2 separate regions of the Homo sapiens genome follow, and region 2 is linked to region 1. A link is a loop called in an ENCODE intact Hi-C map of the cell type or tissue named here. Cell type or tissue: gastrocnemius medialis. All regions are shown on one strand. Each heading gives the region's core, and the rest is flanking DNA. Links, peaks and the distances in the headings are about the cores only.

Evidence for each region. Hi-C counts contacts between places; a loop is a spot of excess contacts. Peaks named below come from ENCODE experiments on the same cell type or tissue, not always from the same donor. Only the 100,000 strongest peaks of a DNase experiment are listed, where the experiment ranks them.
Region 2: a loop joins it to region 1, with 2.2 times the contacts of the local background. A loop is called at or near these places in 1 of 110 quality-filtered maps.

Annotation. Positions count from the first base shown.
Region 1 is chr6:111,532,797-111,537,192 of GRCh38, forward strand. LOC107986522 (a long non-coding RNA gene) reads right to left here and starts at 2,129. Exons shown (of 2, transcript XR_001743809.2): 1 at 1-2,129. It also overlaps TRAF3IP2-AS1. In gastrocnemius medialis, for the core only: no CTCF peak of the experiment used is centred there; a DNase peak (open chromatin) is centred at 1,815; H3K4me3 peaks cover 348 bases; H3K27ac peaks cover 1,234 bases.
Region 2 is chr6:111,645,079-111,649,474 of GRCh38, forward strand. The region is part of intron 2 of LOC105377944 (a long non-coding RNA gene); the gene reads right to left. LOC124901539 (small nucleolar RNA U13) reads right to left here and starts at 1,349; the gene lies at 1,249-1,349. In gastrocnemius medialis, for the core only: no CTCF peak of the experiment used is centred there; DNase peaks (open chromatin) are centred at 2,033 and 3,223; H3K27ac peaks cover 2,500 bases.

The sequences.
Region 1 (4,396 bases), core at 838-3,337:
GGCACAAGCCACAACACTGGTTAATTTTTGTATTTTTTGTAGAGACAGGGCTTCACCATGTTGCCCAGGCTGGTCTCAAACTCCTGGGCTCAAGTGATCCCCCAACTTCAGCCTTCCGAGTATATATACTCAGAAGTATATATAGGTATATATGGGATTATAGGTGTGAGCCACCACACCTGGCCCTCAAGTTCTTATTTAGGGAAAATATATTTACCTGTAATGGTGTAATCTATATATCCATTTGGTTCTCATTCTTCCCCTCCACCCTATACAGAATAAACATCCCTCCTACAATCCTTCAGATATGTGAAGACAATCATCATGTCATAACTGTTCTATAACTGAGCCATCACTAACAAAGACTTGTCTCCTAAGCCTATCAGAGCCAGGATGTTTATTCATCCTTGCCACTCAGCAACTGAAAGATCCTCATCTCTAGAGTAGATTGGTGGTGGTACTTCTCAGATGAAAAGCCTGTGATGTGGTTGTGTTGTGTTGATGAGTTACTGCTGAAGACACTAGAGCCAGAGAGGAAATCCTAATCCTAGAGCCCAGGCAAGAGCCGCAGATTTGAATTAAGTTGGTGGCAGCAAAGGCAGGGACCATGATGTTTTACCTGCACCAAAAAACAAAACCAAGAACTTTCAATTTGTGTCATTGACATTCAACTGAGCCTGTAATTTTCTAGTTATGGCCTTGAGCTCCATTTTACTGGCAGCTCTGCCACTGGCCAGATGCATACCCTTGGGCAATCCTCCTCACTGCTCCCGGGTTCCTCTCTGTTATGCAAAGGCACATGCTGCTTTTCTGCCTAGTAAACAACACCCCCCCTCCCCCCCCCCGCCCACAGCTAAGATGTCATTTCTCCAGGAACCCTTTCCTAACTCCTACCCCTCACTCCAAGACTGGCCTCTGTCTTCCGATGCACCCAATGCTCACCTCTATTCACTTACTTCATTGTATTTTAATCACCTATTTACTTGTCTGTCTCTACTGTACTGGAAGTTCTTTAACACTGAGGACTCAGTCCCTAGCACTTAACTCAGTGCTTCGCATATACCAGAACTCAGAAAAAAATTTGTTGAAAAAAGGAAGAAAGGAAAGTGAAAAGGAAGAGAGATGATAAAATTAGGAAGTTGGACTAAATTATCTAAGTACCTCTTACAGCTAAACTCTATGGTGCTTTGTTCTTAGGTGCTATATTTAATGACAACCTGAGATTTTTGGAAATTTAGATTTCTCTAGTAAGAGAATGGGTTTCAAGTGATTGTACCAAAATAGGAAAACTATAAATATATATTCATACATATAGTAAAATGTTAAGACTGAGATTTAGAATTCATTTAATGAGCCCAAATTGTATTTTATGTATGAGTAAACTGAGGCACAGTAAGACTAAGTTAACTGCCCAAACTCTTCCACCTGGTTAGTGGGAAAATAACATTTCCAACCCTGATCTTTCTGGTTCCTGAACCAGGATAGCTGGACTGTACTTCCCCATTTTTGAAAAAGCTGCTAAAAACTTGGTTACAAACTTTAAGTGACACGTTTCTCCATTTATGTGGTGGTTATAGCAACGTACAACTCTCTATTTATAAATTAAACCTTGAGAAACACCCATCTCCACTCCTAGACAAACCAATGAACATTAGTCTTATTTTTCTCCCAGAAATGTCAGAGGGTGTTACAGTGCTACACGAGATGACTCCTGCAAGTTGCTTGCTAGATAGAGTTGCAGTTCATGTGAATTGCTTTCAGCCAGGTTGGGTATCCAAGCTCAATGTTCTGGTGTTAAGCCATAGGGAAGTGTTGCCATGAGACCAGCTTCTTGGCAAGTAGCCCTGAGGTGCAGCTGTAAGGTGACCCAGTGCAGTCCTGAGGCCAGAGCCCTGTGCTCAGTGCCAGAAAACTTGAGCCAAACTTTGGAACTAATTCCCAGGGCACTGAAATTGGTCTCAATTAAAATTTTAGATGAAAAGGGTTTTTGTTTGTCCTGAAGAACCACTTCAATTTATAAACTCATAGAGAAAGTAGATATTTTGCCGGTGTACTTGGAATACCTTTCAGAAGCCAAACCCTTAAAAAAAAAAAAGACATTAGATTATTTAAGAAGTTATAAATTTTTTTCTTTTTCTTCTGTATTTTAATAGGTACGAACCATAATATATATATATATAGTTTTTTTTTTTTTTTTTTTTTTTTTTTTGAGACGGAGTCTCCCTCCGTTGCCCAGGCTGGAGTGCGGTGGCGTGATTTCGGCTCACTGCAACTTCCGCCCACCAGGTTCAAGCGATTATCTTGCCTCAGCCTCCCGAGTAGCTGGGACTACAGGCTCCTGCCACCACGCCCGGCTAATTTTTTGTATTTTTAGTAGAGACTGGGTTTCACCGTGTCAGCCAGGATGGTCTCGATCTCCTGACCTCATGATCCCCCCACCTCATCCTCCCAAAGTGCTGGGATTACAGGCGTGAGCCACCATGCCTGGCCGGAAATATTTCTTGAAAGCAGCACTTTTCATAAGATTCACTGGCTGAAGAATCTTTATTTTTCTGTCTTTGAGCATGCTGTGTAAGATGTAAATCTTCTTCAAATGTAAAGTGGTATTGGAGTGGAAATGGTGGAAGTAGTGGTCAAGGTGATGGTGATAACTGCACTAGACTTTGAACCCATACAGATTTGAATTTGGAACCCAGCTTCACTACCTACTAGCAGCTGACGACTTAGATAGTATACTTAAGCATGGAGACTATTGTGCATGGAACTGGTTCTCAAACTAGTTGCAGTGGAATCACCTGGATGCTTCTACAGAGTATCCCTCCCTGGATTCCACTTTAGACTAATTAATTCAGAATCTCTGCAAGTGGGACCCAAGCATGAATATTTTGTGAACATTCTCATAAAGATTCTAATGTTGAGGACCAGTGACATAGTGATTAAAACTTTGGCTCTGGAGTCTAACTGGGCTCAGACTCCAGGTTGAACCTGTCTGAGCTTCAATATTTTCATCTGTAAAATTGGATAATAAGAGTTTAGGGGCTGGGCACGGTGGCACACGCCTGTAATCCCAGATCTTTGGGAAGCTGAGGCGGGGGGATCACGAGGTCAGGAGATCGAGACCATCCTGGCTAACATGGTGAAACCCCATCTCTACTAAAAAAAAAAAAACCAAAAATTTAGCTGGGCGTGGTAGCGGGCACCTGTAGTCCCAGCTGCTCGGGAGGCTGAGGCAGAGGATTGCCTGAACCCGGGAGGCAGAGGTTGCAGTGAGCTGAGATCATGCCACTGCCCTCCAGCCTGGGCAACAGAGCGAGACTCCATCTCAAAAAATAAAAAATAAAAAAGAGTTTAGTGTAGGGCTGTTAGAAGATTAAGTCATGGAAAGTACAATACAGTACCTATGGCATAGTAAGTGTTCAATTATAGCACCTATTGTTATCATCCGTAATTCCTTCAATTCATATTGCATATGAATACTTGTTCTCACTTCAGCTTTGACTTAAAATTCATCTCCCCAAATCAGTTGTGAGCCCTACCAAGTCCATTATGATAATCTTTTGTGCCTTTGACATTTTTTCTGTATCTGCTACTAACAACCTCGTTAAAGTGATTGCTATTTATTTCCATTGCTATCCTTTGCCAACCTTCAGTCTTTTTTTCAGAGAGAGGGTCTCACTCTAGCCCAGGCTGGAGTGCAGTGGTGCGACCTCAGCTCACTGCAGCCTCGACCTCCCAGGCTCAAGCCTCTCAAGTAGCTGGGATCACAGGTGCATGCCACCATGCCCGGCCAATTTTTGTATTTCTTGTAGAGACAGGGTTTTGCCATGTTGCCCAGGCTGACCTTGAACTCCTGAGCTCAAGTGATTCACCTGCCTCAGCCTCCCAAAGTGCTGGGATTACAGGTGTGAGTCACTGTACCTGGCCCACCTGCAGTCTTTACAGGCCCCTGTGTTGCCTTCACAACTTTTACCAGATGGCTTTTTTCTTAATCCACATACTCTGGACAAAGATAAGAGACATAGTGTGGTATTATGAAGAACTAAGGAACCAAGAAAACCAGGGTCCTGGTCCCAGTTTTGTGACCATGGACAAGTCTTGTATCCCTCTTAGGCTTTCATCTCCCTATTTATAACTTTAGGAAGTTGGACCGGCTGATTTCTTCCTGCCCTAACATTGTCTGGTGGTTGGATGCAGGGGCTATTGCACATATTGCCTAGTGTGTCAGAGGAACACCCAGAAAGGAGGCCAGAGTGCCAGAGCTGAGGGAAACAGGGGAAGTGGTCAGAGATCAGGACAGAGAAAACAAGGCTGCTTGTGTGAGGCCCTAAAGGACCTGATAAGGACTAAGGTGTTTACTCAGAGGAAGAAGAGAAACCACCAGAGAGTTTGGGGGAGA
Region 2 (4,396 bases), core at 828-3,327, 110 kb after region 1:
GCCAAGTCCGCCTGACCTGCCTGGTTGGCTTCTCCAACAGCTGAAGGCCCCATGCTGAGGCTGCCCTGCTGCCCTGCCTGGAGAGGAGGATCTGCACCCGTGCCCTGGAGTGTCTGCTCACCAGCCCCCTTCTGTGTCCCTCCTTGCCAGCAGGGGCAGACTGTGAGATGGTTGACAGGGATGCCCAGAACAGAGTTGAGGGCAGGAGCCTTCCATGGCTGGGCCACTGGGGCTGTGGCAAGAGGGACTCAAAAGGAACCCTAAGTATGCCATGCAATTGTTCTGCTGCCAGAAGTTTCCAGCAGGAGGCAAATGAGAGGAGAAAAGGGCATACGGGACTGAATGCTCTATTCCCCCAAATTCATAGTTGGAATCCTAACACCCCGTGTGACGGTATTAGGAGGTGGGGCCTTTGGGAGGTGATTAGGTCATGAGAGCAGAGCCCTTGCGAATGGGAGCAGTGCCCCTATAAAAGAGACCCCAGAGAGCTCCCTCTTCCCTTCTACCAGGTGAGGACACAGAAAGAAGGCACCATCTCTGAACCAGGAAGCAGGCCCACACCAGACACCAAACCTGCTGGTGCCTTGATCTTGGACCGCCCAGCCTCCAGAGCTGTAAGAAATAAATTTCTAGCTGGGTATGATGGCTCACACCTATAATCCCAGCTAATTGTGAGGCTGAGGCAGGGGGATCACTTTAGGTCGGACCTTGAGACGAGCCTGGGCAACAGAGTGAGACCCCAACTCTCAAAAGGCAAAAACAGGCCAGGCATGGTGGCTCACACCTGTAATCCCAGCACTTTGGGAGGCCGAGGTGGGTGGATCATCTGAGGTTAGGAGTTCAAGACCAGCCTGGCCAATATGGTGAAACCCCATCTCTACTAAAAATACAAAAAATTAGCTGGATGTGGTGGCACATACCTGTAATCCCGGCTACTTGGGAGGCTGAGGCAGGAGAATTGCTTGAACCTGGGAGACGGAGGTTGCAGTGAGCCAAGATTGCTCCACTGCACTCTAGCCTGGGCAAAAAAGTGAGAATTCCGTCTCAAAAAAAAAAAAAAAAAAAAAAAAGATAAAAACAACAAAAAATTCTGTTGTTTATAAGCCACCCAGTCTATGGTATTTTTGTTATAGCAGCTGAATGGACTAAGACATGTTCAATGACAAATTCATGACCTTCTGCCTGAGAAAGCCTTATTCAGTAAGTCTGGGAGGGGCTGAGAAACCTGCATTTTTCTTTTTTTTTTCATGTCAGATAGGTAATGTGCAGACATGGTAACAAGGTTCAAGGGTGACACATCTCACACATATGCATAAACATCCAATTGTCATGTTTAAGAACTAAAGGATCAAAACCTGCATTTTAAAAGATTCTCTTAGGCCGGGTGTGATGGCTCCCAGTACTTTGGGAGGCCGAGACGAGACGGGCGGATCACCTGAGGTCAGAAGTTAGAGACCAGCCTGGCCAACATGGCGAAACCCCATCTCTACTAAAAATACAAAAATTAGCTGAACATGGTGGCATTTGCCTATAATCCCAGCTACTCGGGAGGCTGAAGCAGGAGAATCGCTTGAACACGGGAGGCGGAAGTTGCAGTGAGCCCAGATTGCGCCACTGCACTCCAGCCTGGGCGACAGAGCAAGACTCTACCTCAAAAAAAAAAAAAAAAAATTAATGAAAGATTCCCTTAGGTCATGCACAGGCAGATTTGAGAATGGTGATTTTAGGTTAACCTGGTTGAGGTTTGTTCAGAAAGCTTGAGAAGGGTCAGAGGTCAGTGTGATAAAGCAGACTTTGCTTCAGCTGTTAGGAGTTTCCCTCCCTGGGATAAGGGGCAAGGGCTTGATCCACCTTGTGACCCAGAACCTCAAAACCAGCCCCTTTGTACAGAGGGACAGTCAGATGTTGAGCCAGGCTGGAAGTGTAGCTTGAACAGCATCCCCAGGGCTGAGCCCCAGGCACAAGGCCCAGGAGGAGCTGCCAGGCCCACATCTGCGGTCAAGATTCTCACTGGGAAATTCTTACATGTTTGCAAAACGCAGCTAATGTTTCACACACCGTCTGCATGAGCAGCTGCTTTCTGTTCTTGACGTGGGCCATAGGATCTCGAACCGGAGTGGACGTGTGTCCACATGTAATATAGACACACCCTCTCCTGATAAGTCTGAAGCAGGGTATGTCTGTAACTTCAGCTAAGGTAGGGCTCTGATGGTTCCCTGATCAACCGTGGAAGTCTAAATCAGGCCTTCCATGTGTACTAGCCAGTTTCAGCAATAGGCGTGGGTGCTTTAATTTTAGACAAGAGCAATCCTAACGCTTACAGCAGAGCCTTCCCACCAGGCTAAAAGTTCCAGAAAGTTTTATATTACAGCACCAAATCCAGTGTTATGGTTCCAATCAATTCAGGAAATAAAAAGTCTACAATTTATTTGGGTCTCTAAGACTCAGAACTCCTGGCCAAAAATGTGCCCTTTGATCTTCATCCCTTTAATCTGAAGTATTCTCTAAATGCATTTCCATTTTAACGAACAATGCCTTCTACTGGCACAATTCTCTTTATTGAAGAAACTCAGCTTGTGTTTCAGGATTCCAATCCTTGGATTAAATTCATTGTCATATATCAGTCCTAATGTGTGCCAGGTTCCTACCCTCAGTGAGCTTAGTGGCAAGGAGCAAAACTCAAGGATGTATGCTAACAACTGCAGCCAGCAGTGCTGTGCAGTGACTGCCTTCAAAAGACCAGAGCCAGGAGCAGGGCGTTCTCAGAGGGTGGCCATCACTAGACATTTGAGTTGAGTCTCAAAGAGTGGATAAGCTTTTAAGAAGAGGAGGGAGGGAAAAAGAACAGTCCAGGAAGGAGGAAAGAAAGGAGCAGTGCAGAGCATGCTTGCAGAGTTGTGGGTAACTCAGTGTAGCCAGGAGATAAGGCAGGGGTGATGGTGGAGGTGATGGGACAGATGAGCCTGGCCAGACAGTGGAGCCAGACTGTAGTGGACCAAACTCCCTTGGATTTGCTCAAGTAAAGAGCTGATGTACACAATGCTTCAGAGGAATCTCACAGAAATGATGTGGGGTAGCGCTATTGGACCTCCAGATGCTAGAGCGTGGACAGTAGCTATTCCCAGTCACTCTCTCTGGTGGCCCATGGTTTCTTGCCACTGCTTCTCTCTGCACGCTGTGTCATCTGATCACCCATAGGGCAACTCTAGCCCTGACTTAAGCCAACCTGCAGGCCAAGCATCTGTCACCACGGTCTCTTGATTCTTGGATCCAACTGGACAGAGACAATTTGATTAGCCAGTGGCCAATGGACTGTTTGTCCCTTGGTCAGGTGTCTACCCCTCAAATATCAGCTGTTCTGGTCGGGGGCAGGGTGGGGGTGTTATACAGTGAAAACACAACCTACTGTGCTCACCCTTCAATAGAGGGGATAGTGTGTGTGGAAGTTGAAAGAAAGAGGCGTGGCTGGGCAGGTCCTCCAAACAGGTCTCCTTCCATGACAGTGGGGGTCAGTGGGAACTACCACATTTTTTGAGGAGGAAAATAACATAATTAAAGCTGTAATTCTGGAAGATTACTTTCTACCATGTGAAGGATAAGACTGAAGGGGAAGGAGAAGTTGCCAACACGTATCAAACATATACCACGTACCATATACCTGGCACATGTATCTGTGTACCTAGCCCCTATGATGCTAGATACTGTTTGCATATTACTTTTTCTAGTTTTCACAAGAGCCCATTTTATTTATGAGAAAACTGTAATCTCAGTGCCTTGGGAGGTTCAGGTGGGAGGATTACTTGAGTCCAGAAGTTTGAGACCTGCCTGGACCAAAGAAAACACACACACACACACACACACACACACACACACACACACAAAATTAGCTGGGTGTGGTGGTGCATGCCTGTAGTCCTAGCCCCTAGAGAGGCTGAGGTGGAAGGATGGCTTGAGCCCAGGAGTTTGAGGTTACAGTGATGAGCTATGATTGTACCACTTTATTCCATCCTGGGTGACAGAGCAACCCTGTCTCTTTAAAAAATTAATAAATAGCCCAGGTGTGGTGGCTCAAGCCTGTAATCCCAGCACTTTGGGAGGCCGAGGTGGGTGGATCGCCTGAGGTCAGGAGTTCGAGACCAGCCTGGCCAACATAGTGAAACCCCGTCTTTACTAAAAATACAAAAAATTAGCCAGGCGTGGTGGCTGGCACCTGTAATCCCAGCTACTCGGGAGGCTGAGGCAGGGTAATCACTTGAACCAGGCAGGCAGAGGTTGCAGTGAGCCGAGATCACACACCATTGCACTCCAGCCTGGGCAACAAGAGTGAAACTCCATCTCAAAAAAAAAAAAAATTAATAAATAAAAAATAAAAGAAGCCAGAAGGGAAAGTGAAGTA